Regions from separate parts of the Homo sapiens genome. Here region 2 is linked to region 1. Evidence: chromatin loops called from intact Hi-C (ENCODE). Cell type or tissue: PC-9. All regions are shown on one strand. Links, peaks and the distances in the headings refer to the core of each region. The heading gives the core; the rest is flanking DNA. Region 1 has its middle 9.4 kb from the start of FHL2. Region 2 overlaps C2orf49 (chromosome 2 open reading frame 49).

The links. Peaks named below come from ENCODE experiments on the same cell type or tissue, not always from the same donor. Only the 100,000 strongest peaks of a DNase experiment are listed, where the experiment ranks them.
Region 2: it touches region 1 in a loop (4-fold over the local background); 9 of 110 quality-filtered maps call a loop at or near these places.

Annotation. Positions count from the first base shown.
Region 1 is chr2:105,399,769-105,417,055 of GRCh38, forward strand. It overlaps a transcript of FHL2 not described here. Among named protein-coding and RNA genes, the nearest start is that of FHL2, 9.4 kb to the left of the region's middle. In PC-9, for the core only: a CTCF peak has its summit at 4,303; DNase peaks (open chromatin) are centred at 663, 4,513 and 5,723; H3K4me3 peaks cover 2,320 bases; H3K27ac peaks cover 5,892 bases.
Region 2 is chr2:105,340,224-105,355,046 of GRCh38, forward strand. C2orf49 (chromosome 2 open reading frame 49) reads left to right here. Exons shown (of 4, transcript NM_024093.3): 3 at 2,625-3,000; 4 at 5,092-8,988. The coding sequence ends at 5,148. Among named protein-coding and RNA genes, the nearest start is that of C2orf49, 10 kb to the left of the region's middle. In PC-9, for the core only: CTCF peaks have their summits at 4,976 (motif pointing right) and 5,180; a DNase peak (open chromatin) is centred at 4,647.

The DNA.
Region 1 (17,287 bases), core at 316-8,315:
CACAGGTTGAGCCCATCCCTGGGAGAGGGTGCGTCGTGATGGAAACATTTGCTCCTGAGCAGGTAACCGGTCCACTTGCAGAAACCGGTGGACGATGAGTAGGTGGACCACAAAGGCGTCCTCGGCACTTTGGGGGCAGGTGTATTATTTTTAACATTCGGGGCAGCTCATAGGAATACATCCTCCAGAGAAGGCGGGAAGAACTCCGTGATTGCTTTCTTTTAATTGATACTCTCCGTCTGGTAGGCCTCATGGGTCTCCATCATGGAATCACAGAACTTGAGAATAAAGGGGCTTCATCACCTTAGCTTCCACTCGGTGAGCACTAGCTCTACCTGGTATCTCATTTGATCCACACTCCTTTAAGGTAAAGATTTTTACCAGATTTACGGTGAGGAAAGTTCAGCTCAGATTTGCTCCAGGCCACGTGAACGGTAACTGTGCCAGCTGAGATTTGAACTGGGATGTGGTAGATGGCAAAGCCATGTAAGTATATTACGGGATCAGAAATGCCTCTCATCCCTCAGTCACTCAGGTGACTCCAGAGGACTGAGACTTGCCATAAGCCCAGCCAGAACTAGATGTGCGGAATACAGCCCTCCCCCGACCCCACCCCACTGTGTCCCTGAAACAGGACGCTTTCCTGAAGAACCTGAGTTAAGGCCACCCTACCTGAATTTCCACTAAGTGTCAAGACAGGCTAGTATTTTGAAATTCAGAGCAAAGTTTGTGTAGAAAAGGCTCCCAGCCCCTGACAGCTACCTAGATGTGTTGTTGATATCGTTACAAATTAGGAAATGGTCTCCTAGTTCTCAAATGGTGAGTCTTAAGCTTCAGTTTGTAAAAACAAGCCCTAAAATGATGAAACATTAATTCTGCATTTATCTTCTTTCTGATTCCTTTTGTCTTATATTTTAATTTTTTTTTTTTTTTTAGCTTTCTGACTTACGGGTGTAATCCATTTAGCTTTGCTTTTTTACTGATAGAGTTATTTAGTTCTGTTATTTTTCTTCTAATAACTGCTTTAGCTGTGTCACATAGGTTCAGCTATGTTGTGTTTTATTATTAAGAAATTCTGCAATTTAATTTTGTGTTTAATTTTTGACCTAATGGGTAGCAGAACATTTTAAATGACCCTGTGGTCATTCGATAGGGTCAGTAAAATCCGGACTCTGGAAACAAACATACCCAGTTTCTACAACAACGATGCACAAAGAAAAACAAGAGAGATGGAGACAGAACCAAGAGATTAAAAAAAGACTTAGCCAACTGCCATGTATGGATCTTATTGGATTCTTTTTTTTTTTTTTTTTTGGATCTTATTGGATTCTAATCAAAGAATAAACTAGTAGAAAATCAATTTTTATGAGACAACCTTGGAAAATATGACACTGACAGGATATTTTCTAGTATTAATGAACAATTTATGTTAGGGGTGATAATGTGATTACACACACACATATATTTTTCTTTTCTTAAGTCCTTGCTTTTCAAGAACAGTGCCAAAATATTTCCTAGTGAAATAACATTATGCCTGGAGTTGTTTCAAAATAATTTGGGGTGGGGAAATGGATAGGGCCTATATATATACGAAATACTATCAGCCATGGATTGTGGATAATCGCTGAAGCTTGATGATGGATATGCAGCAGTTCATCTTACTAGTCTGTCTCCTTTTGTAATGCTTGAAAAATTCCATAATGAAAACATTTTTAAATTACAGATGAACATACCATTTTCTCTTTACCCAGCATTTCCCTTTATAGGAAATTATCTTGTAGATATACTTGCTCCTGTGTAAAACGATAGACACACAAGAGTAGTCATTGTAGAATTGTTTGTAATAGAAAAATACTGGGCCATGTTATGTGTTCGTCAACAAGGGCTTAGTTAAATACAGTATGGTGCATTTTAGAATTATTTACATATGCGGCTGTTAAAATGAACGAGGTAACTATATTTACTGATTTGGCATGATCTCCAAGATAAATCAACTGAGAAAAATAAAAGTAGAGAACACTTTGTAGGTAGAAACCAACCATTTGTGTTCATGAGCAAAGAAAGGACGGGGGAAGACAATGTATATTTATAAGCGGTTGCTTCTGGGGAGATCTGAGTGGCTAGGGGTCATGGGGTGGAAAGGAGATTAATTTTTACTGTACACATTTTTATTTCTTGTAAATTTTGAGCTATGTTAATGTACTCATTCAAAAACTAAATATATATATACACGAATATATACATATATACGTATATATACACGAATATATATATACGTATATATACGTATGTATGTACATATACATGTATATATGTGTATATATACGTGTATATATACACGTATATATACATATATACATATACACATATACACACATATACACATGTATGTATATGTATATATGTATCTGTATGTATATATGTATATATATGTGTATATATGTATATATATGTGTGTATATATATATGTGTGTGTGTGTATATATATATGTATTTGAGATGGAGTCTTGCTCTGTTGCCCATGCTGGAGTACAGTGGCACTGTCTTGGCTCACTGAAACCTCTGCCTCCCAGGTGCAAGCGATTCTCCTGCCTCAGCCTCCTGAGTAGCTGGGACTACAGGCATGTGCCACCATACCCGGCTAATTTTTTATAATTTTAGTAGACACGAGGTTTCATCATGTTAGCCAGGATGGTCTTGATCTCCTGATCTTGTGATCCACCCACTTGGCCTCCCAAAGTGCTGAAATTACAGGCGTGGGCGACCATGCCTGGCCCAAAAACTAAATATATTTTAAAAATAAAAGCAACAGACTCCTTTAAGGAAAATAGGAAACAAATTTGTTAAACTGATATTAATAGTAAGTCAAAGGAGGATGGCAAGAAATTGAGGAGGGGAATGCAATTTCTGGGTTTAATGACATATGCTTTCATGAGCAATTCCATCGAAGGACAAAGTATTAAAAACAAATTTTCATGAGACAATCTAAGAAAATATGTTTTGAAAAGTTCCATCCATCTTGTACATCATTATATTCCTAGGACCTAATTAATTATAGAGCATGGCACATAGTATGTGCTTAATAAATATGTGTATTGAATAAGTGACAGATCACAGAATTGTTTGTGACAAGTCTTTCACTATAGAAAGCGTAATGCTGTCTATGGCAGCATAGCTTGATCTTTGAAGTCAAGCCAGGATTTGAATCTCTGTTCTATCTATGACTACTATGATCTCCAGTAACTACAAAACTTCCCTAACCCTCAGTTTGCTAGTTTGTAAAATGGGCTAATAACATATAGTCTGTGAAATTGTGGCGAAGGTCTTTTGAGATGCACATAAACCACTTAGAACTATTAACACATTACTTGGCATGAAGTAGGCCCTTTGTAAAGTCCTCTGTTTTATTCAATGGCAAAGGGGAAATTAATCCAGAATAAGAAGGAAATGGACTGAACTCCCACCAGAAGAAGAATTAAGGTTCAGATCCTGTTCAGATCCTGTTTCTTCTTGAGAGAAAACCTCTCTGCTATGGATAAAAGGCTAGTTCATGGAAGAAAATAAAAACAAAAAGTACTATTTCCTGGGGAAAGGATCAACGGTGACTGTGATCAGTTATTCAAGTTCTTCTTTTGTTTATTCCAATTATCCTGACATTCCTTCTTGAGACAACACTGCCCATAACGTTTTCCCGTCTCTCCTGTAGGTGGGCTTCAGGGAGAGGCACAGCTAGGAAGGGAGGAAAGAGAGGAAAAGACTTCCTGCGGCTAGCAGGTCTCAAAGCCTTGTCCCAGAGTGCAGCAGGATCCCCTGCAAACCTGTTAGAAGTGCACATTCTCAGGCCAGCTCCTGCTTTAACACGCCCTCCAGGTGATTCTGATGACTAAAGGTGATTTGAAGTAAAATAAATACCACTTAGGGCTTCCAACTCTGGACTCGGTAATTTACCAGAAACCTACGAAATGTCAGTTTAGGGCGTGGGGGAGGGACAGGGAAATAGAGATAGACTAAACATAGACTAGACTCAGGAACTCTAAAATCCAGTTGGAAGTATTACTTCCTCTGTCAGTTACTTCACTCAGGGAAGCAGGAGGTAGAAGTTTGAGCCAGGAGGTAGAAGTTTCAGCCAGTGGGTCTGAGCTGTACAAATGCTGAAATTTCATTCTCTGGGAGAGGCCAAAGAAAGGCAGGGCTTCTAGGCGTGTGCTCGCAACTGCCACCCTGTGGTGGGGTCGTGGGGGGGAGGCTGGTGGGCTAGACCCATCTGTGCAGGGGCCAACAGTAGCCTCCTACCCGGATGGGGGCTACCCCAGGGGGATTAGGATGAGCTCACCATTACCAGGTAGAAAGTGAACACAGGAAAACATGAGCTGGAGGTCAGACCGCCCTATGTTCGTTACCCTAACTGACCACTGCCATCAAGATTGTTAAGCATTTTGTCACCGTTAAAGGATTTCACACAAGCTGTTCCTCCCACTCAAACCTTGGCCAGGAAACTGGTGGATGATTTGCCCTTGATTCAGAGGCAATCATTCTTAATTGCCTCACATGGTTGGAAGGTGAGTAAGTGTCTAAGATCATAAATGCTGGCGGGAAGGGGTCAGGAGTGATCAAACCAGCACCCCTCCTGGCAGTGGGGTCAGGAGGCAAGTCCCTGCATGCCTTCCCATGACACAGTACCAGATCCCAGGGTGGTGGCACAGAAAGCTGGATTCGCTTTTTCTGGAAACACTATTTGCCCGGATCCAGCAGGGAAGTCTATGAAAGATGACTCTACGGGCAGGGTATGCACCTGCCTGTGCCCGTGAGCTGGGTGCAGTTGTGACGGGAGACCCAAGGGCCTCCAGCAAACAGGAGGAACTTGATCTGGTTACAGGAACGATCTTGCAGGATCCAAACTTTGTTTCTCTGCCTGTCAGACTTTCAGGAAAAGCTCAGCTTTCCACAAAGGGCAAGCTCTTTTCCTTTTCTTCTCCCTTCTGCCATGCTCTGGTTAGGAGGGAAAATGATTGGCTCTTTCTTGAGATACACAATTTCCATATCCCATTTCTTCCCTCTCTCCTTTTTCACAAACTATTTGTTGGATATAAATAATCAGTGTTTAAAGCCTCAAAACATGCCTGACTTTTAGCCAAATCCACAAACAACTCCATGATTCCGAGTTTCCCATCCTTGGTTAGAGTTTATTTGGAGCGTCGGATACAGTTTCCACTGTGGCTTTGATACCTCTTTAAGAAAGACTCTGTTTGGTACATTAATGACCAATAGAATGAAACTATTCACACCCATAGTTCATTTGGGCCAGTAAATGTTGCTGGATGGTTTCAGATGAAAAGTATTTGTAAGGTAGACTCTGAAAAACTTTGCTTCTTATTTGAGATCTCTTTGTCTCTGATTTCAGTCCTTTTCAGGAGCAATCCATTCACTTCTCTGCCTGCCTTCTCTTAGAGTTTTACTCTTTTTTTCCTCTGTCAATGATTCCAAAATCCATTTAAAGGAAGTATTAATGTCTAAAGTCTGTGCAAACCTGGCAAAATTCTCTTTTGAGTGAACGGTTTGCTTCCCTAAAATACCTGAAATGGGAGATTCTTCCAGGCATTTCTGAAATGGGGGAGTCTCATGCCTCACTTGTTCCTCAGAATGTTTATGTTATTTTATTTGAGACAGAGTCTTACTCTGTCACCCAGGCTGGAATGCAGTGGAGCAATCTCCGCTCACTGTAAACTCTGCCTTCCCTGATTCAAGTGATTCCCCTGCCATGGCCTCCCAAAGTGCTAGGATTACAGGCGTGAGCCACCATGGCTGGCAAGAGTGTTTATTTTAAACCACACCAAGATCTGTTATTCTTTGTGAATTAACTTTATGAGTCAACATTAAAAATTTGAAATCCCAAGTTCTCTCTTCACTGCCACCAAGGTCGTTTTGTGCTATTTCCACTTTGATTAGGGTCATTAACAGAAAATCCCAATAGTCTAACTAGAAAGAGCCTGGACTGGCCAGGCTCTAGGAGGCAGGGGGTGAACCCCAGGTCCAGGAGCTCCTATGGAGCAGTGTATGTGGCCACAGGTAACACCCTTCACCTTTGTATGTCTTCTTTACATTATCTGTGAAATAAAGAATGTACCACCTCTCTTCTTCCTTTAAAGAGTTATTTCACATTATCTAGTTTTTCCTCAAGCCACTTTTATGGCTAATTGACAATTGAGAATGTCTCCTGTGGCTAATTCTGCCCCATGGTACAGATTTGTGTGTGATGAAAACCTATGCTTTAAGTTCTAGAGAGCATGTTTAGGAATACCTTTCACCTATTTCAGAAGGTACTTTAAAATTGGACCTGGGAGTCATGACAGAGCTTCCTGGAACAACCAAGCATCTTTCTCCATCCTTGCAATAGTAGTTGACTGCTGAAGTACCAGAAACAGATTTTCTAAAATATCTGACCTTCAGCATCTCCTGGCAGGACTGTTTGGCAAAAATAAAAAAACCTTCAAAAATTCTGGGCCATCCTAACACTATAAATATACTTGGAATCGTGTGTACAGTCAGAGATGCTGAGCAATTACTCCTCAGTAAGACCAGAGGAGTCATTGTCTCCATGGAGGGCCGGAGGGGTTCCAGCGGTGAATCACCATCAGATATCTGAACTATTCATGTAGCCATCTTTAAACTCGAGGGCTTTTTCTTATCTTTTTTTTTTTTTTGGCCTTCCTTTTGATAACTTGAAATTCAATTTCCATTTGGCACATGGCTGTAATGTAATCTAGCTTCCCAGCCATTGCTAACACTTTCTGGACTCAGTTCTCTGTCTCACGCTCTTTGCATGGAGGGTCTGTCTGTATTGCTGTATTGCTTCTGGTCCCTTGAATTTCCAGGTCAGGGTAGAAGCAGATGGAAAGAATGCTTGAGAGGTTTTCTTTTTCTAAGAATATGTTTGGAAAATGATGAGGTCAGGAAAGCAGACACTGCAATCCTGCGCAGGAGAGAGTCTTTGAGAGCCCTCGCTGCTCACTCTCTTTGCACCTCACATGTTCTACCTGCGGCCAGTGAGGGGAGAGCCTTTCATCCTGTGACTGCTGGAACTCCCTTCCTCACTCTCTTCTGCCTGGTGGACTCCTGTTTATCCTTAGACCAAATAAGGTATCCCAACTAGGAAAGCTGCATGGATAGCCATCATAGCCTCATTTTTGACCAGTCCACTCCTTCTTTCCCATGTTTATAACAACAGAGGAGACTGTGAGCTCCTTAGGGGCAAGAACTGAGACATTTGAATCTGTGTTCACAGCACTTTGCAGCTTGATCAGTATTACTGAATTTAATTCAGTTTTCTTGAAAATGCCTAAGCTGCTGGGCGTGGTGGCTCACGCCTATAATCCCAGCACTTTGGGAGGCCAAGGTGGGTGGATCACAAGGTCAAGAGATAGAGACCATCCTGGCTAACACGGTGAAACCCTGTCTCTACTAAAAATACAAAAAATTAGCTGGACGTGGTGGCGGGCGCCTGTAGTCCCAGCTACTCAGGAGGCTGAGGCAGGAGAATGGCATGAACCCAGGAGGTGGAGCTTGCAGTGAGCTGAGATCGCTCCACTGCACTCCAGCCTGGGTGACAGAGCGAGACTCTGTCTCAAAAAAAAAAAAAAAAAAGAAGAAGGAAAGAAAATGCCTAAGCCAACATAAGGCTGCTATATAATGGCTCTATATGACCCTGCTCAGAACAAACACATCAAGCCCATTTCCCATTTAGGCAGTCGAGTTATCTGGGCTTTGCACCGAGATCCAGTTGGCAAATAACTTGAATTAAAGCAAAGCCAAGAGCTTGGCCTTCCAGATATCAGCAGATGCAAACTTGGGAATCTCTGCCTGAATTAAAGGAAGTAACCCCCAGGTTACAGCATCCGCAGATACAATGAAGAGCTGAAAATGAGGCTGCAGGGAAGTGTGCATGTGGACGTTCTTGGGATGGTGCTTCTCTCTCAGAGTCCAGCTTTTCTTTGCTAGTGAGGGGCTTCTTCTCCTGCCCCAATCCTCCCCCCGCTGCCACCACCACCACCAGCCTAGGCCTTAATCGCAGAGAAGGCCACTCATTGAGGGACTTCCTTGAAATCTGCATCCTGCAAACGGAAGCCACCATCTTAATTTTTAGGAGTCTATCTGGGGAATTCATGGCTTTAGTTTCTGCTTGAAGCTTGTTGATTTTCTATCAAATGCTTTAAAAAATTTCTGTCTGCATAAATGGTAACATACAAAGTTAAACAAAAATTCTGTCTCCCACAGAAATTCCATAAAGGTTCTTTCATCTCTACCAGCATGAGCATGTCTCATTTGTGGAAGCAGGCCTACTTGCCATGACAACAACTATTCTGTGGCTTTGCAGAGGTACCCTCACAGTTGCAGTGTGCTTTTGCTAGGCAGCCGGCAGAGATGGCCCACATATGACCACTGCCTTTCAACCCTACCTGTTTTAAGGTGGACTCACTTGGATTGAGAAACTGGTATTTTCCCCTCACTTGCACGTATTTTGGATGTATAAATATTTTCAAAAGATAAGTTTGACTAATACATGCACACCTTCCTTGACTATCACCATCCAAACCCACAGAGATGACTGGGAATTTCCAAGTCATGTAATCCTAATGTTGATTTGAGCATCCACAGCCTGTCTTAGAACACTTTCCAACCAAGACTGGAACCAGCACTTTGGCACTTGCAGAATCACAGCCTTCCCTTCACAGCCTTCCCTTACGAGAAGTACGGCTTCACCCAGCCAGTTGGCTTTGTATCGAGAATTCATTTATTTTGGACAGGTCACTCTTCCTCACTTACAACTGGCACGTGGATGCAGAGAAAGGACAGCAGCTCCTGGCTGGAGCAGAACTAATGGGGCAGACAGTTAGTGAGCATACACATGATGGCCCTGATCCTAGATGCAGAGTTTGGAGGAGCAATCTTTCGTCATCACTACTACCACCATGATTGCCACTATGATGTTCATCTTATTTATTAGCATATTTTGACTGCTGATAGGGTGACATTTTTGGTATAGGAAGGTGAGATCCAGAGTGGATCTTACTCTTAGAGTCTTGAAAGATTACTTTCTTCCCCTTTCCGTCTGAAGCTCTCAGAAGACAGGCAGTTTCAGAGGGACCCTACATCCAACGTGATGTAGCAGGCAGCAGAGCAAGGGCAGAGGGGAGACCAGGCTGAGCCAAGGCAGCACCAGGTCATGGTGTCCTCTCTGTGGGTGCAAGAAAGCAGCAGGAGGTGGGGGTAGGAATGGCTGAGAGAGGGTGTTGTGGCCCAAAGAAGGAGAAAGCCTTCATGCTTTGAGGCTTTAGCTCACAGAGAGGGAACCTCAGAGACCAGTTGGGAGGAGCAGGCCCAGTGAGAACAAAAGGAGACCCTCTGCAGGAAAAATGGGCAAGTGAGGGAAAGAAAGAGACTATGGGGAGAGCAAGCCAAAGGAAGTTTTTGTTGGGGAAATATTCAAGGAGTCTGCACTTGGCAGCTGTGCAATTTATATGTGCAAACAAGGGCGCTGGGTGTAATTCACCTGCTGATTTCTGGGAGTCGGGAATCATTTTAGAGGAAGAAGCTGAAGTTGCCCCCAGAAGTCTCCCATGATGCTCATGTGTGGCTGTGGCTATTCTAAGTAGGCCCTGGCATTGCAAGCCCAGCAAGATAGCCAGATAGGGAAGGATAGGGGAGATTTGCCAGCTCTTTAGGTCAGCCCCCAAGTTAATAGTAAATTTTACATTTTTGTGCCATAAAGGCATTAACATAATTAACAGCTTGGTGCCAGTTTAAATATGCGTATGTGCTTAGGATCAATGCTACCATTTTGATCATTGTTTGAGAGAATCCCATTTCTGATGTGTTAGTAAATAATATGATATTATTGTTCACATGCCCATCTAGGCTCTTTGTCCCAGAAAGAGGATGCGAAGGGGTGATATAAAATCCACCTTGGAGCCATCTCAGGGCTGGTTGTTCTTGATTCCTCTGAAGACCTGGAGCTGCCTGTGTGAATCAGACTGGAAAAACACGTGGCTGCACTTTTCCATGAAGTAGGTAACAAAGCCACAGTTCATGCCTGGGAAACTTGCCCTAGCATCTCCGCCAGGAGAGCAAGCCGACTCATGCCTGGACTCCCACACGAGGGCCAGTGCCAAGTACGCTGGAATGAAGGGACACTGCCAAGGATCAGGAATACCAGGAGCTCAGCCCACTTACCAGGCTGAGCTGGGGATGCTGAGATTACTGTGCACACTCAGGCAGAGCTGGAAGCTGAGTCTGCCATCCAGAAGGCTGGACCCAGACAGAGTTCAGGGATCACACCAGAATCGGGACACAGGAGAAGTTTGCTAACCTAGGTCCAACCCAGAATCAGATTCAGATTCAGAGCAGGAGGTCAGCAGGACAGCTTTGTCCCCCAAAAGGAATCAGGCGGAGGCCGGAGAGGCAGCTTGCCAGCTAGGAGAACACCTGAGCAGTCTTAAACCCAGGCAGGTTACTGGCAGTTGCTTCACCTTCTAGTGGCCTCACTTGCACACCAGCTTTCCCCAAGCAGATAACCCCACATAGCTGCAAAATGAATTATTTTCTCTTGTCTGCTTCTAGAGGGTCCATGACCATTCTATTGGCAGTTGGAGAGGTGAGAGTTAAACTGAATGTGAGCCTGTGTCAGGGGCCATGACCCATTTTAATGGAGGGTCTCTAACAGCACCAGTCTCTCGGTAGATATCACTCGAATGGTGCTAAGCTACCTACTAGCAGATTTAGCAGGGTGATGCCTTTTGAAGTCTAAAGTTTTGACTGCTAATCTCTGGGAAACATGTCACATCGTATGCTATTATTTGGTGGTGGTGTCCAAAACCAACACATTGGTCTTTCTCAGACGAGAAGGATTCTTGGCACAGGCAAGCAGAGGGAAGTGTGTGGTATGTGCGTCTTCCTGTATCAGCTTGTGTTTCTCTTATGCTGGAGACCTGAGGTGTCCACACTGGTGGAAAAAAAATGCTGCCAGATTTAAGGTGAGGAGCAATGGCATGAGTAATCCTTTCAGATAGAAGTTAGCAGTGCTGGACCTTGGAGGTTGCAGTTACAGCTGCCAACATTCGAAAATGGACTTAGTTATTTTAGGAAGCCAAGTGCTGCACATAGAGCCAACCTCAGTTGAGATGCCTTGGGACCAGTACATAGAAGGTGTTTAAGATTCTACAGTTCCATTTCATCCTTTACAAAATGTCCACCCTGAATCTACAGCTTGCTTATTGAATCTTTGTGAAATTTGAAGGGGAGAGGGAAACAGTAATATGACCCAACATAAGAGAAGTACCAGCGAGCCTCTGTGGACACAGGTGTGTGCATAACCACCATCGCTCTAATCCTTAGGTTCATTCTTTCTCATTTCAGTCAAAAAACTGATTCTAAAATTAAGGCAGACTGACACCCACTGCGTCCTAAACTGTAGATGCATTAAAGGTTATTAGCACAATTTCCTAGTATTATCTTTGAGTTTGTTTTAAAAAGTAACTTTTTAAGATAAAGACAAATTGTAACTTTAGAAAGAATACTATGAACTGTCAATTCTGTCACATACTGAGCAAATTTTAAAAAAAAGTATAATGTACAATTTTTTTTTCTCATTCTTTTTCAAGCACAGCTTGATAAACCTTGTCTCTTACTCCTGGTTTTAGATGGAATTCTTTTTTCCTACTCACCCAGAATCCTCATCTTTGAAATGATGAATTTGTAAATGGTCCTGAACTTAGGGTTTTTTTTTTTTTTTTTTTTTTTTTTGACTTTAAAAGTTCTCATGGTTCCCAGCACTTTGGTAGGCCGAGGCGGGCGGATCACTTGAGGTCAGGAATTCAAGACCAGCCTGACCAACATGGTGAAACCCTGTCTCTACTCAAAATACAAAAATTAATTGGGCATGGTGGTGAGCTCAGAAGGCTGAGACAGGATAATGGCTTGAACCCAGGAGGCGGAGGTTGTGGTAAGCCGAGATCACGCCAGTGCACTCCAGCCTGGGCAACAGAGCAAGACTCCATCTCAAAAAAAAAAAAGTTCACATGGCATCCTTCTCCTAGTAATTGGATTGAGTAGAGAGCCCGAGGGAAACTATTGAGCAGAAACTTGTTGATTGCTAAGTGACTCATCCTCACAATGCCACCAAGATGAATAAATCTCACTCCATCCCTTCTAAGGGTTAAAGTCCAGTGTGACCAGAAGGGAGGGAGCCAGCTGAGTAAAGATGAAACTCCAATAAGTTCCGGTCAAGGTTAAGATATGAAAGTATACCCCACTTCTGGGTATATATCTAAAAGAATTGAAAGCAGGGTTTGGAAGAAATACCTGCACACTCATGTTCATAGCAGCATTATTCACAATAGCCAACAGGTGGATGCAGCCCAGGCTTCCATAGATAGGTGAATGCGTGAACAACATGTAGTACATCCATACAATGGAATCTTATTCACACTTAAAAAGGAAGGACATTCTGACACATGCTCCAACAGGGATGGACCTTGAGGTCATTATGCTAAGCTTGAATGAGAATTGCTTGAACCCAGAAGGCAGAGGTAGCTTGGATAACCAAAAGGTATAATCATCAGGAAAATAGAAAAAAACAAACTGGTGGTGGAGGATGAATTCAATTTTGACTTATTGAAACAGAAGCAGTTTGGGGACAGCCATCCAAATAGAAAATTTTCCCAAACTTGTAGAAGGATGAGATTCAGGGAGAAGGTTGGAGCTGATGGTATGAACATAGGGGTCATTAGCCAAATGGTAGGTAAAAACCAGTAGAGCAAAAGAGCAAATAAATAAACCAGGAGAGTGAGTGAGGTCGTGCAAGAAAGCACGTGGATGGTTAGGAGTGGGTCGAAGGTCAAGCTCCAGGGGAGCCTAAGGTTTAGGGGGCAGCATCCGCAGAGGTGGCTGAGAAGGCAGCGTCAAGGAAGGATGAGGAGAAAGAGCCAGAGGCGGGGGCAGTGAAGCCAGTGACTGACACAGCCGAGGAGCAGTGGCCAGGGGGTGCTGAGAGTGTGTTGCACGTGGCAGCACAGTGGCTGTTGGTGACGTCTGAATGTGATCAGTGGCATGATGGGGACAGAAGCACATTGCAGTGGGCTGAGGGTCAGTGACAATGGAGGGTGTGGAGACGGTGATGTAAGAGGTCTGATGGGAAAAAAAGGAAGAAATTCCACGTAGCTCAGTAAGGAAACTGAGGCCCAGAGAGGGCAAATAATGTACTCAAAGTCAGAGTTAATGGTGTAGAAGGACAGGATGCAAATGAGGACAGCGTGTGACTGGTGTGACTGCTCACGTTTCCTGGTTCCATCCCTTCCACCAGGCTGCCTCCTGAAGCAAGGCAGCGATCAGTTTCTGAGCTCTCATGACCCATCTTCATAGCGTCTCCTTCTCAACCAGCACAAGAAATACAATAGTCAAAACAGAAAGGCAAAGCCTCTCTGCAACCCTCTTCCCTATTTCTTCACTCTCCTGACAAAAAGGGACTGAAAAATTTCCAAAATCAAGAAGCATAAAGCCTGATTTCTTTTTCTAGTCAGACTAACGAAACGATTTATTTTCTTTCCACTCTCTTTTAAAGAAAAGAGGAACAGCACCGCTCCCTGGAGCTATTCTAGCAGTTAACAACAAAGCTAAGCACTACTTACCACAGAACTTTGTAAGATATCAGAAAAAAAAAACAGTTTACAAAAATTTTTTTAGAGGCAGGGTTACCCGGGCTGGAGTACAGTGGCATGTTCACAGCTCACTATAACCTCAAGTTCCTGGGCTCAGGTGATCCTCCCACCTCAGCCTCCCGACAAGCTGGGACCACAGGTGCTCCACCACACCCAACTAATCTTTTTTTAATTTTTGTTTTTATAGAGACAAGGTCTTGCTATGTTGCCCGGGCTAGTCTTGAACTCCTGGCCTCAAGCAATTGTCTTTCTTTGGCTTCCCAAAGCCCTGAGATTACAAGTGTGAGCCATCACGCCCAACCCCAAGCTGTTTTTCTTCTACTGGATGCTCACAATGCAGAACACTTCTGTGACCCCAGATGGGGGTAATTTTCCCTCCATATACCAAGCAATTCTGCAAACGATTCTCTAGAAGACACCAGCTGGGTGTCCTCAAATTCAATTCTGACACTATCTACCTGGAGTTAGATCCCACAGGATGAGGGCTCAGTCCCACAAGACTGCCACTCTGTACTTCAGATGCCGCTTGCAAATAGTAGGTTGTCACCTATACTTCTGACCAACAGGCTATTAGTTGGGGAGGGGGTCCTAGAACCCCTCCTTGGCTTCCATTAATTTGGTAGAGCAGCTCACAGAACTGAGGGAAGCACTTTATTAATATTTACCATGTATTATGAAGATATTGTGAGGGATACAGAACAAAGCATGGGGAAAGACACGTGGAGCTTCTGTTTCCTCCTTGGGGTCACCACCCTCCAGGAACCTCCCTATGTTCAACCATCCGGACACCCATCTGAACCCTGCCCTTTAGGGTTTTCATGGAGGCTTCATTGCATAGGCATGATTGATTAGACCATTGGCCACTAGTGATCAACTTAACCTTGAGCCCCTCTGCCCTCCTGGGAGGTTGGCGTTGGGGCTGAAAGTCCCAACCCTCTAGTCATGCCTTGTTCTTTCCAGTGACCAACCCCCATCCTGAAGCTAGCTAGGACCCGCCCCCCCTCCGCCGCCATTATCTCATTAGCATACAAAAGTACTCTTGTCACTCAAGAGATTTAAAGGTTTTTGTTTGGTTTGGTTTGGTTTGGTTTTTGAGACAGAGTCTCGCTCTGTCGCCCAGGCTGGAGTGCAGTAGCAGGATCTCAGCTCACTGCAACCTCTGTCTCCTGAGTTCAAGCAATTCTCCTGCCTCCGCCTCTAGAGTAGCTGGGGTTACAGGCACACGCTACCATGTCCAGCTAATTTTTATATTTTTAGTAGTGATGGGGTTTTGCCATGTTGGCCAGGCTGGTCTCCAATTTCTGGCTTCAAGTGATCCACCCACCTTGGCCTCTCAAAGTGCTAAGATTACAAGTGTGAGCCACTGTGCCTGGCCAGATTTAAAGGATTTTAGGAGCTGTACATCAGGAAACTGAAAGAAGACCAAATATCTGTTTCACAATATCACCAGCTTCTTTACAATTCCTCAGTAACCTATGACTTACAATTTTCTCTAATACAACTGTAGTCTAAGTAATGTTGGCTTACATATCTTTTGATCCTTAAAGTTATATTAGTATATGTTTGTTGTACACAAACGCAGATGTATACAGATACTAGAACATTCTTTAAGGTAGCATAAGTTGGGAAACAATCTAAATGTTTATAGGTAGGGGCAGAGTCAAGTCATTCGTCCATACAATGGAGCAAGCGCTACACCGCTATAAATAGTGAGGCAAAATCTCACTCTCTGGGACAATCTCCAAGACAGGGTGTTAAGTGAAAGAGGAAAGTGCAAGTCATTGTGTGGAGTATCCTACCATTTGTAAGAAAAGGATGTGTGGCTATTATACATGTTTGGAATATCTGGAAGGATGCACAAGGAGTTGGCAATAGTAGTTGCTTCTGGGGAGAACTAAGGAAGAGAATGGAGGGAGGGGGAAAATTACTTTTAATTATTCTCTTTTTGTTGCTTCTGAATTTTGCACCGTGTGCATTGATTACCTGTTAATAACTAAAATAATATAAAGTAAATAAATAATCAGCATATCTTACCACAGCAAAGGTGGTTTAAATAATGTCTTTAAACAATTAAATTCAATAACACTTTTAAACAGAGATTGAAGGTGGCTTCACAATGGGCAGGGAAATAATATGTGACACAGTTTGCAAGAACGAAAACCGTGTCTGAAAATCACATTAAAATGTGTTGGGAAACAGCCTGAAGAAAAACTGTTCCTAAAATAGAACCAACAATAAATAAATAAACAAATGAAGTAAGCAATGCAAATTTCTTAAAAGCACCGGGATTCCTGTGTTTTTAAGTTATTTCTTTGTGGCCCTAACCCCAAGTTAAGTACCAGGGACTCCTTGGAACCGAATGGTACCCCATGGTGGGAAAATGGCCCATATGGTACAATTATCTAGATGATTTCAGCAAAAAATACGTCTTTGACTCAGTGTTTTATACAATAGGAATAGATGGGGAATATTAACAAGAATTGAAACTGTGTGTGGAACCATATTCAATCAATTTCAAGTTTAATTAAACCAGCTACTCTTAACCCCTGTTCTTAAAGAGTGCCTCAAAGAGTACAGCCCTATCTACTCTTTAATATTATTAAGAATCCCAAAGGGCTTTTGTTTATGTAGGTTATATCTATTATATTTACTGCATTAGAAAATAAAACTTAGAAGCTAAAAAATTAATTCATTTAAAATTAACATTAAATCCGTAACAGGTAACATAGAATGTTTTCATGAAAAATAATTACACTTTCCAAAACAAAACAACTAGTAAGAAGAGTGGTGTGGTTTTGAATTTTTGCAAATCTCTTTAACATTGAGCTTAATAGAAGACAGCTGGAAAGCTCAATGCTCATGTCTGCTTCTGCATTCGATCTGTGGAGTATGTGGTTTTGGTTGAAATTTATGAAGGAAATGCAACCTTATACAGAAATGTCGTTGGAAAAGAGAAATATCTTGATAGCCATCTCAGATCATCATCTCTCTCTATAAATGGATAGATTCTACACCAAAATTTGAAAAAGAGATGTTTCTTAACTACTGCTTAAAGATTGCAATGTGGAATCTGAAATCACATCAATACTTTTCATATTCTATTACATTAAAGCCCATTTGGTCTATCTTAAGCTTTAAACAGATCTTTAACCTACACATTGTTTTGTTAGATTTAGAAAATATTGCTTCTATAGATCTTCCAAATGCTGATACATTTCATTATACAATATTAACAAATTACAGTAATTGATATCACCATCCATCTAATCAGGAAAGTTTTTACACACTGGGAAGCTGCCACACTCACAGTTTCCCAAAATGCTAATTTTCACCTGAAAACTCAAATTTTATCCTTGAAAACAAAAACAAATACTGTCAGTTGTTTCCCTTAGAATGACAGGCTACTCTGCATTTTTGGGAAAATATCTACTGCCAAAATCTAAGTATGCTTTGTCTGTCAGTTGTTCTTCCAAGTGAAAATGGAAGAAACATCTTGTTGAACTCACGACTTGGGCCACTGCACAACTTCCTTTCCTCAAGACAGTCACAGTTCTTTGATATGAGCAGAAGTGCTTCAT
Region 2 (14,823 bases), core at 1-8,000, 60 kb before region 1:
TCATGTAAAGCTTTGTAAGTCATTGTAAGGACTTTGGCTGTACTCAGATGAGAAGCCACTAGAAGGTTTTAAGCAGAGTGGTGACATCATTAGATGTACATTTTGACAAGATGACTCTGGCTGCTGTCCTAAGAAGTGATTTAAGGTGTGTGGGGAGGGGAAGCGGTGTGTATAAGACTGGAAGCAGGGAAACAAATTAGAAGCCTGTACTGTAATCCAGGCAATAGATGGCAGCAGCTTTGACTACAATAGTAAATTTGGTGGGTTGGAGCATGCATGTATTTTGAAGATAGAGCCAATAGGATTTCCTGAATTTTGAGGAAAAAGTCAAGTCAGGTAAAACTCTAAGGTCTTTGAATAATACACAAATGAAGGGCCTGTTAACTAGCTTAAGTTATGCTATTTAAAATTATTTAATTTCAAAAACAGTTTTATAAAACCACAAGCAAGTGATTTTTTCTTTTTTAAAGAAAATTACATTTGATTAATCAGTGTTGTTGATTGGTTAATAAGTACAAAGTGTCCTAAGATCCTTAAGTGAACTCTTCTGTGTCTATTATATCTCAAGTGGATACTATTGATCAATTAATTTTTTTTTAGGGCCTTCTATTTGTAAGGCACCGTCATAGGCAATCCACTAGAAGCAGTGAGAGAAGACAGAGTAGGAGGGTAGGGGTAAAGGGGAGTATGTTCCTCTGAGTTTTAATCTCTGTTTTACAAAGAAAAATTTAATGATTGAGATTATTCTCCAATTATGAAGAATAGTCGAAGAATACATGTCTGCTCATTGTCTTTTGGAAAATACACACACAGTCTGACCTTTGATCAAGAATGCATTTTAGATTGACCATTTTAGCTTGATGGTTACTTTACTTACTAGTACAGACTATGTAGTGGTGTTAACTTTCATAAATATGGGTTACACTGCATATGGCTTTTAATTTACTTTTGCTGTTATTCAGCCAGTATTTTCCTCTTGATCAGCACATTCAGGCATATTGTTCTAGTAAGCAAAACTTTATGTGCCAGTCATACTTTCCTTTGAAGCAATCTTTGTACAACTGTCTTGATTAGTCCCCCAAAATCATTTTGGAAAGGATCTTTGACTCTATTTTTTAAATACACAATTGAATCAGAGCATTAAAACTGGAAGGATCCAAGAGATCATCTTGTATTGTTGAACTACTTATTATTTTATCTGTGGAGGAACTGAGATCCTGAGAAGTGCTGTAACATGCCCAAGGTCACACAGAGCTAGGACCAGGTCCATAGCAACATAGCCCTGTGCTTCTCAAACTTTAATGTGCTTCTTGAATCTTAGATTAAGCAAGCTGTCAAACCCTGCTCTCAGTCCCTGTTTCCCTTCTACAAAGGCAGTGGGTATACAGTGAGCTTACTTCTCATTTTCTACCAAATGATGTTCAGTGATGACCCAAGAATTGTTGAGTTTGGCCAACTGCTAGAAATCTGGTTAAAAGGTGAGTTCTGATGTATTCAGGTTGATGCCCCAGATTCTCCATTTCTTACAAGCTCCTAAGATACTGACTGACGTTGCTGTGCTGGTGCTGCTGGTCCCTGGATCACACTTTGAGTGGCAGGGCTAAAATGTTCTTCCTGATAACTGGCTATCTCAGATTCTTTTAACATGTTTAATTAAAAGGGTTTTTTTTTGGGCCAAGAGCAGTGGCTCACGCCTGTAATCCCAGCATGTTGGGAGGCGGGCGGATTACCCTGAGGTCAGGAGTTCAAGACCAGCCTGGCCAACATGGTGAAACCCCGTCTCTACTAAAAATACAAAAATTAGCTGGGCACTGTGGCATGCACCTGTATCCCAGCTATTCGGGAGGCTGAGGCAGGAGAGTCACTTGAACCTGGGAGGCAGAGGTTGCAGTGAGCCGAGATCGCGCCATCGCACGCCACCCTGGGCAACAAGAGCGCAACTCCGTCTCAAAAATAAATTTTTTTTCAATTCATCTGTGAGATAGGTGATATAGATATTATCTGAGGTATAATAAGTAATAAACAAATGAATGCTTTCCTTATTAACCTTTACTATTAAGAGTGGAAATTAGATTTCCAGAAGGTAAGTATGAGACACTTGCCAGATTTTACAATTGAACTTGTACAAATGTCCAGTTACGATTAGTTTAGAAAATGTCTTGGCTTTAGAGACCTTTGCTGAATGGAGTAGAATGCTGTGCCCCATTTGTAGATTGCTGCTGTGGTAGTCTTGGTATAGTTTTATAGTTTATCATCCTTTTAAAATAATAACTGATTACATGGTTAAGATAACCCTATCAATAAGCTGGTGTTTGTTTTTTAACTAGGAAATCTCATTTTAAGTTCCAGGGCTAGATGGTTAATTGATGTTTTAAAAATAGCTGCATGTTGTGTATACATGAAAGCTAACTTTGAATTTCTTGTACATAAATATTTTAAACTTTGAAATAAAACACTAGGAAATTCTTTCATTTAGAATGAACATAGAAAATTTCATTTTTAATAGTCTCAGATTAGTCTTATCAGAAAATCTTTTTGTTTACTGCTTATTTTAACTTGAATCCCAGTGAACTGGTTTGCCGTTCCAGATGGTATTTTTCAAGAGTGCATCTCTTTGATTTCAGGAGTAGCACTGTAGATGGGTTAAGGAAAAGACCCCTCATCGTATTTGATGGAAGTTCAACAAGTACAAGCATAAAAGTGAAAAAGACAGAGAATGGAGATAATGATCGACTGAAGCCTCCCCCGCAGGCAAGCTTTACCAGTAATGCCTTTAGAAAATTATCAAATTCCTCTTCGAGTGTTTCACCCCTAATTTTGTCTTCCAATTTGCCTGTGAACAATAAAACGGAACACAATAATAATGACGCTAAACAGAACCATGACTTAACGCATAGGAAAAGTCCTTCAGGCCCTGTGAAGTCGCCACCATTGTCCCCTGTTGGAACTACTCCAGTGAAGTTAAAGAGAGCTGCTCCTAAAGAAGAGGCAGAGGCCATGGTAAGTATGGGGGTGGTTTCCATGCTGGTAAGTGGTCTGAATGAAACTTGAGCAGTCTGCCTCATGACGGGAGGTGGGTCGACTGTGCTACATTCTGTTCTTGAACCCTTTTGATGGTCTGTCTGATTTGTATAATACAACTTATTACTCCAGTACTTGAATCCTGGAATTTAAAAATCCATGGTGATTAATGTTTTTAAAAGTTCACTCAAGTTATTTCTGCTTAAAATACGTAGAGAGAGGATCTGTTAGGCAGTTTTCCTAGATTTTTCTCATTTAGTTCCTTTAACTGTCTTGGAACTAAAACAGATAAATATTCCTTTATTAGCAAGGTTTAGAACATTAAGTAATTTGTCCAGGGTCACACATTTATTAAGTAGCATTTGGGGCCTGACCTTAAGTCTGTCTGTTTGTGCATACCTTAAAACCACACCAGACACCAGAATCTTTTTAAGATTTACCACTTGCCTCGCCTACTGCTCAATTTACCTAGCTTTGTGGGGATAGCAGAAGTTGGGGAAATCTATTATGTTGTGCTCCACTATGTTGAATCATTTGGATGCTTGTTGGCACATTTAGTGCAGTTAACACAATGTATTAGAGTTTAATTTGTGAGATGATTTATATATATATAATATAAAATATATATAGGCGCTTCAGAAAAGTGCTTTTACTTTTAAATACCTAGTAGTTTAATAGCCATTATTCTGTAGAATACTTTGCCTTTATTATTATTATCATCTAATCATGTATCAAAGGGATCAAAACTCAGAAAATTCAAACATTCTAAAATAGTAGACTGGAAAAAGAAAACCACCTGACTGGTCATGAGTTTTTTACTTTTATTAGTTCATTGAATCCTTTCAGTAACTATGAAGTAGGCATCTTCGTTATTCCTATTTCACAGATAAGGAAACAGAAACTTAGTAAATTTAAATAAGTTTGTCCAGAATTCCAGAGTTATTAGTAAGCCACCAGGCTGCGATTTGAATTTAGGTTTGTTTGATCCCAGGGCACACACTTTGGAGGCCATGCTTCGTCCATACTCCTTTCAGCTACCTTTGTGGGAGAGAGGAGGAAGGTGTGGGATAAGAGTTAGAACAATAAAGCCACATCTCAAATATTGCCATAAGGAGTAAGCCTCAGAGAATTTTTTTTTTCCAGGCTCTTAAACAGCATTTCTCTACCCTACAAAATTTTACTGTTTTATAGATATGAGATATATATATATATAGAGAGAGAGAGTGTGAGAGAGCTATATGTGAAACACTAAGGATAAAAGATTCTTTTTTATGTAGGGCCCACATATAAATCTTTTTCTTCTTATTAACATTTCCCATTGACTTTGTGTTTTTGTTGTGTTGTTTGTTTTTTGAGACAGAGTCTTGCTCTGTCTCCCAGGCTGGAGTACAGTGGTGAGATATCAGCTCACTACAACCTCCGCCTCCCAGGTTCAAGCAATCCTCCTGCCTCAGCCTCCCGAGTAGCTAGGATTATAGGCGCCTGCCACCACACCCAGCTAATTTTTTTTTTTTTTATTTTTGTAGAGACAGGGTTTCACCAAACCTGTTGGCCAGGCTGGTCTCAAACTCCTGACCTCAAGTGATCCACCTGACTCGGCTGGGATTACAGACGTGAGCCACCTGCCCAGCCTATTTGCATTGACTTTGGATTGTTAAATTGTAAAGTTGATGGAGGAGATAGGCTGGACAGGGAGAAAGCAGATCTGGAGCAGTCAGTGGTTTTCAACTCTGATTGTATGTTAACATCACTTGAGGAGCTTCCAAAAAAAGCAAAAAGAAGTCAGAGCCTTATCCCCCTACCTTTTATGGATTCTGGTTTAATTGGTTCTGTGATAAGACCAGGCCTGGGGCATGTTTTTAAGTGCTCTAAGTTATTCTAAACTACACACATTTGAGAACCACAGAGCTAGAGAACTCACCCCTGTTTCTTTAAATATATTCCCACCAGATGGCAGCAGTGATCTTCCATTAATACATTAATAGTAAACCTTGGTTGTTTGAAATGTTCATTTTAGTTGTTTTCTGATATTTCTGCAAGTATAAACTGATTTCTGTTCATGTCTTTCAGAATAACCTGAAGCCCCCACAAGCAAAAAGGAAGATACAACATGTTACTTGGCCCTGAAGAAAAGTTTCCAAAAATGTAAATATACTGTAACTGTAGTTTTTCAAATATGTTCATATATATTGACAATATTTACAGAAATCCTGATTATTGTGGAATTTTCTTAAGAGGTTTCAAATAGGTTTAAAAAAATAAAGGATTTATTTTCCTTCCCTTCTTCCCTCCCTCCCTTCCTTTTTTAAAATTCTTGCCTGTCTTGCCCTGATTAGGAAAGAATATCTTTTTAAACCAATGGCTTAGTATATGTCATTTATATTGACCCTACTGAAATTATTAGCTACAAATGTGCTATAAAGCATCCATTGAATTGGCCAGGCGCAGTGGCTCACGCCTATAATCCCAGCACTTTGAGAGACTGAGGTGGGCAGATCACCTGAGGTCAGGAGTTTGAGACCAGCCTGACCAACATGGAGAAACCCCGTCTCTACTAAAAAATACAAAATTAGCTGGGCATAGTGGTGCATGCCTGTAATCCCAGCTATTCAGGAGGCTGAGACAGGAGAATCGCTTGAACCTGAGAGGCGGAGGTTGCGGGGAGCCAAGATCGCACCATTGCACTCCAGCCTGGGCAACAAGAGCGAAACTCCATCTCAAAAAAAAAAAAGCATTCAGTGAATTTTCGGAGTTACTCTCATTAGCCTTGTTCAGAGTCTTTGGGGGAAATTTGAGATTTTTGAGATTTTTTTTAAAAACTCAAATATTTTACTAGTTTGCCTGCCATTTTATTTCTTTTACAAAGCAGAAGCATATACCAATTTATCACAGTATTTTAGTAAATACTGCAACATTCATCCTTAAATGTTCACCAAGAAAAGCATCTTTGTAGTAGTGCTGGAAAACTATTCAGAATATACAGATAAAAATGCTGTTCTTTAATTGCTTACATTGCTTCTTCCCATAAAAAGCAAAAAGGAATCAGTGCTTGCTATTGCTCCTTTCCTTGAAGTTGTAACAATTGATACATATATTATGAGTTGACTGGTCGATTCTGTACCTGGCCCATCCTTTAGAATGTTCTTGTCATGTAGCAGTCCTACGTACTCTTTTCATGAGCAGTCTGTGATCTCACTCTGTGAGTTCAGCTATTACTCGCTCGTGGGAGCTTAATCTTTTCAAAATGAAGTTGATTTAAAAAGTCTTCAGGCAGAGTAATCATGTTAGAGGTGGTATTCGATGGAAGAAAGTTTAGAGAGTTAGGAGTGGGGGTAGAATTCTAGAATTTATAAGAGTCCAGGAAGCATAGCAGTCAGGGGCAAAAATTAGCGTAATATGGAGTAGGCAATAGAGGAGCTACTGGAGTCAGAAGTCACTGCAGAGTGCAACATAGGAAGATGGACTCCTAGCTTACATGAGATTCCCTGCAGCTGTAATATAGACAATTCCCACATGGCTGTTCTACACAGAATTACCTGCTAAGATTTTTTGTTTATTTTTGTTTGAGTGGTATTTTCACTCCAATTGTATAATGGAAATCAGTGGGAAAATAGGGTTTACCTTATATTCATGAGTTCTAGTTTCTACTGTTCTGCTATGTGTTTCTAAGCAAGAGCAAAGGATACTTCATACTTTTTTCGTTATATGATTGATCTTCAAATTGGGATTTACCTTTTTCAATATGTTTTAAAGTAGTCTTATTCCTCTTTTGATTTGTTAAACAAGCATTTTAGTTCAGCTATTGAATAGCCTTCCAAAAAATTAATTCAGCCTTGCAGGTAAGTACCATACTAAGACTTTAACCCAATAGTTTTTAATCATTCTGCCTTTATTCCAAACTGTAAATCTGTACACATAAGATAAAACATACTAAGTATTGCATAAATTGTTAACGTTACAGTAAATTGTTATCTGCAGGGCTGACAGACATAATGTTGGTGGGCAACTGTGATCCTATACATACATATATGCAAAAGGGGATTTTAAAAGTGCAGATTATAGAGTAGATTGACAAATTTTATTTTATATTCAGTTGTCCTCTCTGCTTCCATCTGTGTTGCTCTCTTAGTTGAGAGAGAGTTAGCCATTTGACGATTTTAAGTCAGTGGGAACTTATTTTTAGTTACTCAATAAAATTAATATTTTATTTGTATTTTAACTTACAGAGTAGGTTGGTAATAACAGCTGAACTGTGTAACATTGTTGCTTCAAATTGAAGTTTATATTATGAACATTCAGAATCAATGCTCATGTAGCAGCATATTATTGAGCTATTTTGAGTTTGAAATGTGGAGAAACGCTAAACCATGTACTATGTGTTAACATAATCCCACCTTCTTAGAGCTTTGTTCCTTCTGAAGGTGTATAGATACAGCTTGTCTTGAAATGTCTTTCTCCACATAATGAAGCATGCTGAATGCTGGGAATCTGGAGCAGCAGCCCTGGGAGCCCTGAGTTTTGAAGTGTTTTGGTTTGCTTCAAAGGTTAGAAGAACTTGATATGTATGGCAAACAACTTTAGAATACTAGTTACTCACTAACATGAGGCGGGTAATGTTGCTCTAGATTCTATATTCCAGTAAAGCCAGCTTTTCTTATTATTGGAGTAGGCAAATGAATGGCATTAGAATTAGTGGGTGGCTTGTAAGTTGTAGTTATAGGCACTTTACCACTTCCTGCCATTAGCAGGCATCCTTGTTTTTTCTTTTCCCTCTTTGTTCCTTCTTTTCCCTTTCTCCTTATACATTTTCTTTCTCTACTTTAATTCTCCTTCCTCCTTACTGTAGATCCCAAGCTTCTAGCTTAGGTTTGCAAGTCATATTGCTTGGCCCTCCACATTCACTGAGAGGTGAAGATAGGCTGACCCCCTGTCCTCTTACATTTGAGGGATCATAGACTGCTGTGTGAATTCTGGAAAGTCTCAGGTCCCTACCAGGGCACTGAATGGCTTCTCAATGGCTGTAGAGACAGTACAGTTTTCCAAAGCAGCCTAATTCATCTGGACAGCTACCAGGCACTTTGGAAAGTTGGTTCAGTTACTACTATGAGGCCATAATATATTTGCTGGTATTAAAATTCTTCAGAATTGGAATTACTATTTGAAATAATATTTTGGTTGACTTAAGTTTTGAGAGACAATTCTAAAATTGATCTAGAGACTCATTCAATAGCAATGTGACCTTTTAAATACTTACATTAAGTAAAACTGCCAGTAGATTAAATCATATATATATATATATATATATATATATATGTAAGAGCTTCCTCTATTTACTACTGTTGAACTTCAGTAATTTTTAGAGGCTAAATAATGGTCAGAATGTTTTTAAGTGTGCTCTTTTATTACATGCTTGTGCAGGTTTTGTAATTCAGTACAGAAAAGTTTAACCTTGTACATTTTTGTATGTAAAAAGTCTTTTAAGTAGTCTTATCCTTATTTAAATAAACAGAATAAAATTACCTTGAGTAGGTCTGTTATTCTTATTAAAATGGAAAAATGCTCTGTAATGACTTGATCTGTTTTTATTTGAGTGAACAATTTTGGAAAGTATTCTTTATAGTACAACTTTCTATACCTGGATTGATTAAGATCAGATGTGATTCGAGTAGTCCAGCCATATCTTGTAGCCCTTCTTTGAATGAGAGGGTGGCTGGAGTGGTCTGGTGCTGGGATATCACGGTGCTACAGAGCCTGACATGTTGACTGTCACTACATGTTGAGGGATGGAAATAGAAGTCTCTGAACTTCCCATGTAATATTAAAGCTCTTAACAAAATGAGACAAACTAGAGATTCAGTTGAGAGATTTTATGTTAGAGTGATCTGAAAAAAAGTTAATTTCTAAACTGCTATCTTAATATTATTATATTTGGAGACTGATGCTGTAAATTAAATAACTTGGAAAAGACTCAGGTAACTTTCTACTTTGTCTTTTGTTTTGTTTTAGAGATGAGGTCTTGCTCTGTCGCCCAGAGTGTAGTGCAGTGGCATGATCATAGCTCACTGCAGCCTTGAACTCCTTGGCTCAAGTGGTCCTCCTGCTTCAGCCTCCTGTAGCTGGGACTACAGGCATGCACCAGCACACCCAGCTTCTACTTTGTACTTAACACATAGATTCTTCATTTTTTTTGTCTGGACAGAAGAGACAAAAATCTTATTTCCACTTAGATTGTTTTTACTAAAGTGCATTTTACTAACTAAAGTGCATTGCTTTTTCAGTTGTTTAGTAGCTTGATCATCTTATTGTGGAATAAAAAATAGAGATTAGAATTGCCTGTGTATTTGTTGAGTACCTACTATGCTAGCTCTTTCTTGGGAATGAACAAGGCAGATTAAGTACTTGCTTTCATAGAGAAAACAGACAGTGAACCATGAAATAATGGGTAATTGTAATGGTAGAAAGTAAAACAGGGTCAAGAAATGGTGAAGGATGAAGAAAGTAGGATGAGAAGCTATTTTAAATACAGTGGTTAGGAAAGGCCTCTGAAGATACTATATTTTGAAGAGAGCATGCCTAAGGCATAGCTATGGAGAGCTTTCAGGAGAAGCATTCTACATGTGTCCAGTTTTAGATGGCTGCATACTCCTCCCATCAAGGCTGGAGTCAGCTTCCCACCACTTGTATGTGGACCTGGCCTTGTAACTTGCTTTGATCAAGTGAATGCTTCTACTCTTACACTTGGACTTCTGCTTGCAGCCATGTGAAAAAGCCCAGGCATACCCACTGGAAATACATGGCTCACCCAACAGCCAGCACTAACTGCCAGATGTGACCACTAGTCACCTATCCCCCCCGGTCTAGCTGCCGGCTGACTAAAGTTGTATGATGAGCTTCCTGGTGGGATCAGTCCAAATTGATGACTCTCAGAATCATGAGTGAATAAAATGGGAGTTGTATAAAGCCACTAAGTGTCGGGGGTAGTTTGCTACCCAGCAGTAGTTAACAGGTCCCAGACAAGGACAAAACATGAAAGCCCTAAGGCTTACTAGGTTCTTAGAACAGAAAGACTGGTGTGGCTCCAGTGAATGAAAACGGGCAGTGGTAGTATAAAATGAAGTCAAAGAAGGTAGGCAGGAGCCAGATGATGTATGAATGTAGGACTTTGGATTTGATTCTAATACCAATTGGAAGCTGTTTGTTAACTCTGTTGAGACTTAACCAAGCATTCAGTTTAATCAAAAATAGACTAGTTGAGTAAGTCTGTAATAGCCCTGTCTTTTATCCTCAAGTAAAATTAGCCAAGTGTTGTTTTCTTTTTTAATCTTCAGGTAAATAGTTTAAACTAAAACTTACTTCTTTGACTAACAAACATTTAGGAGACTGTAAAATGCTTTACCAGTTATGGTGAAAGACAAATGCTTTTCATAAATATAAAACCATCCTATCTTTCGAAGCCTTCTGTTTTGTCTGTTCTGCCTTGCTATATAAGTTTTTAAAATAAACTTTTAAAAAATAAACTAGGACAGTTAGATTTCTGGAGAAATTGCCACAGTAGTACAGATTTTTAACATACCCCACACTGTTTCCCTACTAACATACATTCATATGGTACCTTTGTTGAAATGACTCATTGTTAACTAAAGTTCTTAATTTTTTTCGATTTTCTGAGTTTTTCCCTAATACCCTTTTACTGTTCCAGGATCCTACCCAGGGTACCATGTTATTTAGTTGTCATGTCATGTTAGGCTTCTCTTGGATGTGACAGTTTCTCAGAGTTTCCTTGTTTTTGATGACAGTTTTGAAGAGTAATGGTCAGGTAAATACCTGGAGAATGTTCCTCAATTGGGATTTTTCTGTTTTTCTCATGACTAGACTGGGGCTATGTGTTTTGCGGGGAGGACTACAGAGGTAAATTGCCATTTTCATCACATTATTTTGAGGACACATGCTGTAAACATGATACTACTTTTGAGGTTAACCTTAACCTCATTTGGCCGACGTAGTGTTTGTCATTTTTTTCCACTATAGTTATTGCTTTTCCCTTCTAAATGTCATTTTTGCCCACCGCGCCCCCCCCCCCCCAAAAAAAAAGGTTATTTCTGTTTCCCCTTTTCATACATACTGTGCTCTTTGGAACAAACTCACTTAAGGAATGCAGAGTTACTTTGCTGGTGAAGTACCTAAATTATTTGGAATTCTGCACAGGAGACTTAAGTATTCTCTACCATTAATTTTATTTAATGATTTATGTCAGTATGACTCATGGATACTTATTTTATATTTTGGGTTAAAGTCTAATGTGTGTTTTTGTTTTGTTTTGTTTTTTAACTCCAGTTCTTTCTGCTTTGGCCATTGAAAGCTCTTTCAGTTCGCTCCCGTTTCCCTGTGACTTATCCCATGATTGTGTTTTCTTTGAACACATCCTTTCTGGTATTATAGGATGCTCTAGCGTCATTTTGTATATTTCTTGCTCAAGCCGTAGAATGAGCCATTTCTCTAAGGAGCCTTTGCTCCTTTTATTAAAAACTGAGATCTGGGTACTAAGTATGCTGATTGCTACTGGGGTGTCATTGTTTTTAGGCCTCCTCAACTGACAGAGCAAGGAAATATATGTACCTATATTAACCCCTATAGGTGTACATTTCTATAGATATTTCTATATGTAACCATCTGTATCTATAGTAACTAAAACATGAGTTCATACTATGTCTCTAACTCTAATCTATTACCATATTGATCATTCCAGACTTCCCTTGCATGTCTGGAACCTCCCACTCCAACAGTGAGAAACATGGCTCCTACCAACCACCGTCCATTTACTTAATTGTTCAATTGCAGTACACATGTATAGAGGTTGCAGAATTGTTAGCCTCTACCCATGTGAGAAATGACTTTACCAGCTAGATGAGAGTGATTATGTTCATTCCTTTTGCCTTTAATCTTACAGACTCCACTCATTTCTAATGTTGCTTAAGTCATATCATTTAAGATAGTTTCACAGTTTTGTTTTAATGAAAAAGAATGTCAAATAGACTTTTCTCTATTAACAACAACAAAATAAATCCCTAGACAAACATCCATTCAACAGTTTTAAGGTGTCTGTACTTAGGCTGTAAATAAGGAAATGGAGTAAATAAAACATGGTCCCTGTCCGCAAGGGCCTTTTCTTCTTTTGTTTGTTTGGGTTTTTTTTTTTTTTTTTTTTTCGTTTTTTTTTTGAGATGGAGTCTTGCTCTGTTGCCCAGGCTGGAGTGCAGTGGCAGGATCTCGGCCCACTGCAACCTCTGCCTCCTGGGTTCAAGCGATTCTCCTGCCTCAGCCTCCCAAGTAGCTGGGACTATAGGCACGCACCACCACACCCGGCTAATTTTTTGTACGTTTAGTAGAGACGGGGTTTCACCATGTTAGCCAGGATGTTCTCGATCTCCTGACCTTGTGATCTGCCCGTCTCGGCCTCCCAAAGTGCTGGGATTACAGGCTTGAGCCACCGCACCCAGCTGGGTCTTTTCTTCTTCTTAATCCCAGTTGTTCAATCTAGATAAAAATTTGAGAAGGAATCTGAAGAACATTTAACAATTAAAGTCGCAGTATTCTGTGCACTAGGTAGTTTACTAGTTATATTTTTTTAATTCCTTGAAGCCTAGAGAAACCCATCAAAAACAAACAACTGGATTTTTCTTGTAGAAGATCCTCTCTTAGTCCATTTTCTCTCCCTATAACAGAATACCACAGATTAGGTAATTGATAAAGACCAGTTTATTTGGCTCACAGTTCTGGAGGTCCAAGAGCATGGCACTGGCACCTGGTGAGGGTTATCCCATGGCAGAAGGCAGAAAGGCAGCAGCGAGTATGCAAAGCACAGAAGAACTTGGGCTGAACTCATCTTTCTTTTTTTTAATCAAGAAATCACTTCCATAATAACTGCCCTTGTGATAATGGTATTAATCCATTCATGAGGACAGAGTCCTCATGGCCTAATCTCTTCTTTAAGGCCCTATCTCTTAATACTGTTCCTATGGCAATTAAGTTTTCAACACATGAACTTTTGGGGGAGACATTCAAACCATAGCACCCTCAGAACGTAGTGAGTAAAATGCATAAATGCTAATAGATGTCAGGGATGAAGTCAGTCTGCTCTTATTTTTATAATGGAGTTCTAGTCTCAATTTTTTTTTCTTTTTCACTGAAAGGTCACTACATACATTTTGGCATGTATGTCACCTGGACATTTCCATCTCAGTGTTTAAAAACTCATGTATTTAGTTTTTACCCCATCTTCATCTCTGTGTAAGAAAAAAGCCCATGTTTTAGGGGACGGTGGGCTAGGAGTCAAGATTTCTGATTTCTAGTGTGTTGGCCTCTTTGCAGTCTTGAGTAAGCTTTATTCTTCCTGGGCTTCCACTTCCTCCTTTGCAAAGCAGATGGATTTCACTCTTATCCTTAAGACTCTTCCAGATCTTACTTCTTGGTATTTCTAGAATTAACCTTATCCTTATCCCTGAGCCTCTGTAATCTATCATTTAATAACTAGGCAGAAAATGAGAGGTACCCTCAAGTCTGAATGGGCATCACTAAAGATGATTGAGAATTGAGTATATATTTTAAGTTTCTAAAGTAATATGATTAAGTGATATGCAAGTTAATATAACTTTTATTTTGCTTTAATATAACTAGTTTTACAAAGTCTTGTCCAAAGGAGTTAGGGTTTATTTATTGTGCTGACTTAAAGACTTGAGGGCAGCCCTCTGCTTACAAATTGGATAGTGTCTAGTTGTAGCAAGTCAACAATGTTCAATACATATACCTCGGGCTTCATTTTTGTGATCACAAGGTTTTCTTTGCTAGTTTCTAAAGTTCTGCTCTATTAACACCACTGAGTTCTTTTGCAGGCATTTCTCTAAAGTTTTTCCAGAGATAAAGCTTTCACTAAGGGCAATATTGAGGGAGTAGTAACCATTGTAGTTCCAGGGCACATTGCACCACAGCAGATATATTTAATGAGTTTCTTGCCTTGTTTATGGTTCATGTAGAATGATTCCCTCATCAGTGAAACTGTTTCTTTGACTTACTTCAGTGACTAAATTTTCATTGTTCCGGTTGAGGGTAGACTAGTTCTATTAAGCATTTTATTATACCCTGGCCAGGTGTGGTGGCTCACGCCTGTAATCCCAGCACTGTGGGAGGCCGAGGTGGGCTGGTAACTTGAGGTCAGGAGTTCGAGACCAGCCTGGCCAACATGGTGAAACCCCGTCACTATTGAAAATACAAAAGGTCAGCCAGGAATGGTAGCAGGTGCCTGTAATCCCAGCTATTCGGGAGGCTGAAGCAAAAGACTCAACTGAACCCTGGAGGCAGAGGTTGCAGTGAGCCCTGATCGCACCATTGCACTCCAGCCTGGGCGACAACAGCAAAACTCCATCTCAAAAAAAAAAAATTAAAAAAGAATTTTATAATATCCTAAATATTAAATATTATCACAAAGTTTAAGTATGTAATTTATTCTACAAGGTAGTTGTGCATTTAAATTAAACCTTAAGCCAATGAAATAGATGTGATCAACGTAAATCTTAACATTGTAGAATGTGTAACAAAGTAGAGGTAACTAATACAATATTTATAATTAGGTTTTTCATTTGCTAAACAGAGAAAAATGCTTGCTGTTAAATGGAAGGAGCAATTCTGCTGGGAAAAAACATGGGTTTTTCAAACATAAAAGCACAGAAGAGCTGACAGGCTAAGAGACAGCAAGAACCCAGAGAAGCAGGCAATCTTGTTTGATGCTCTGTTGAAACTCAGCTGTAG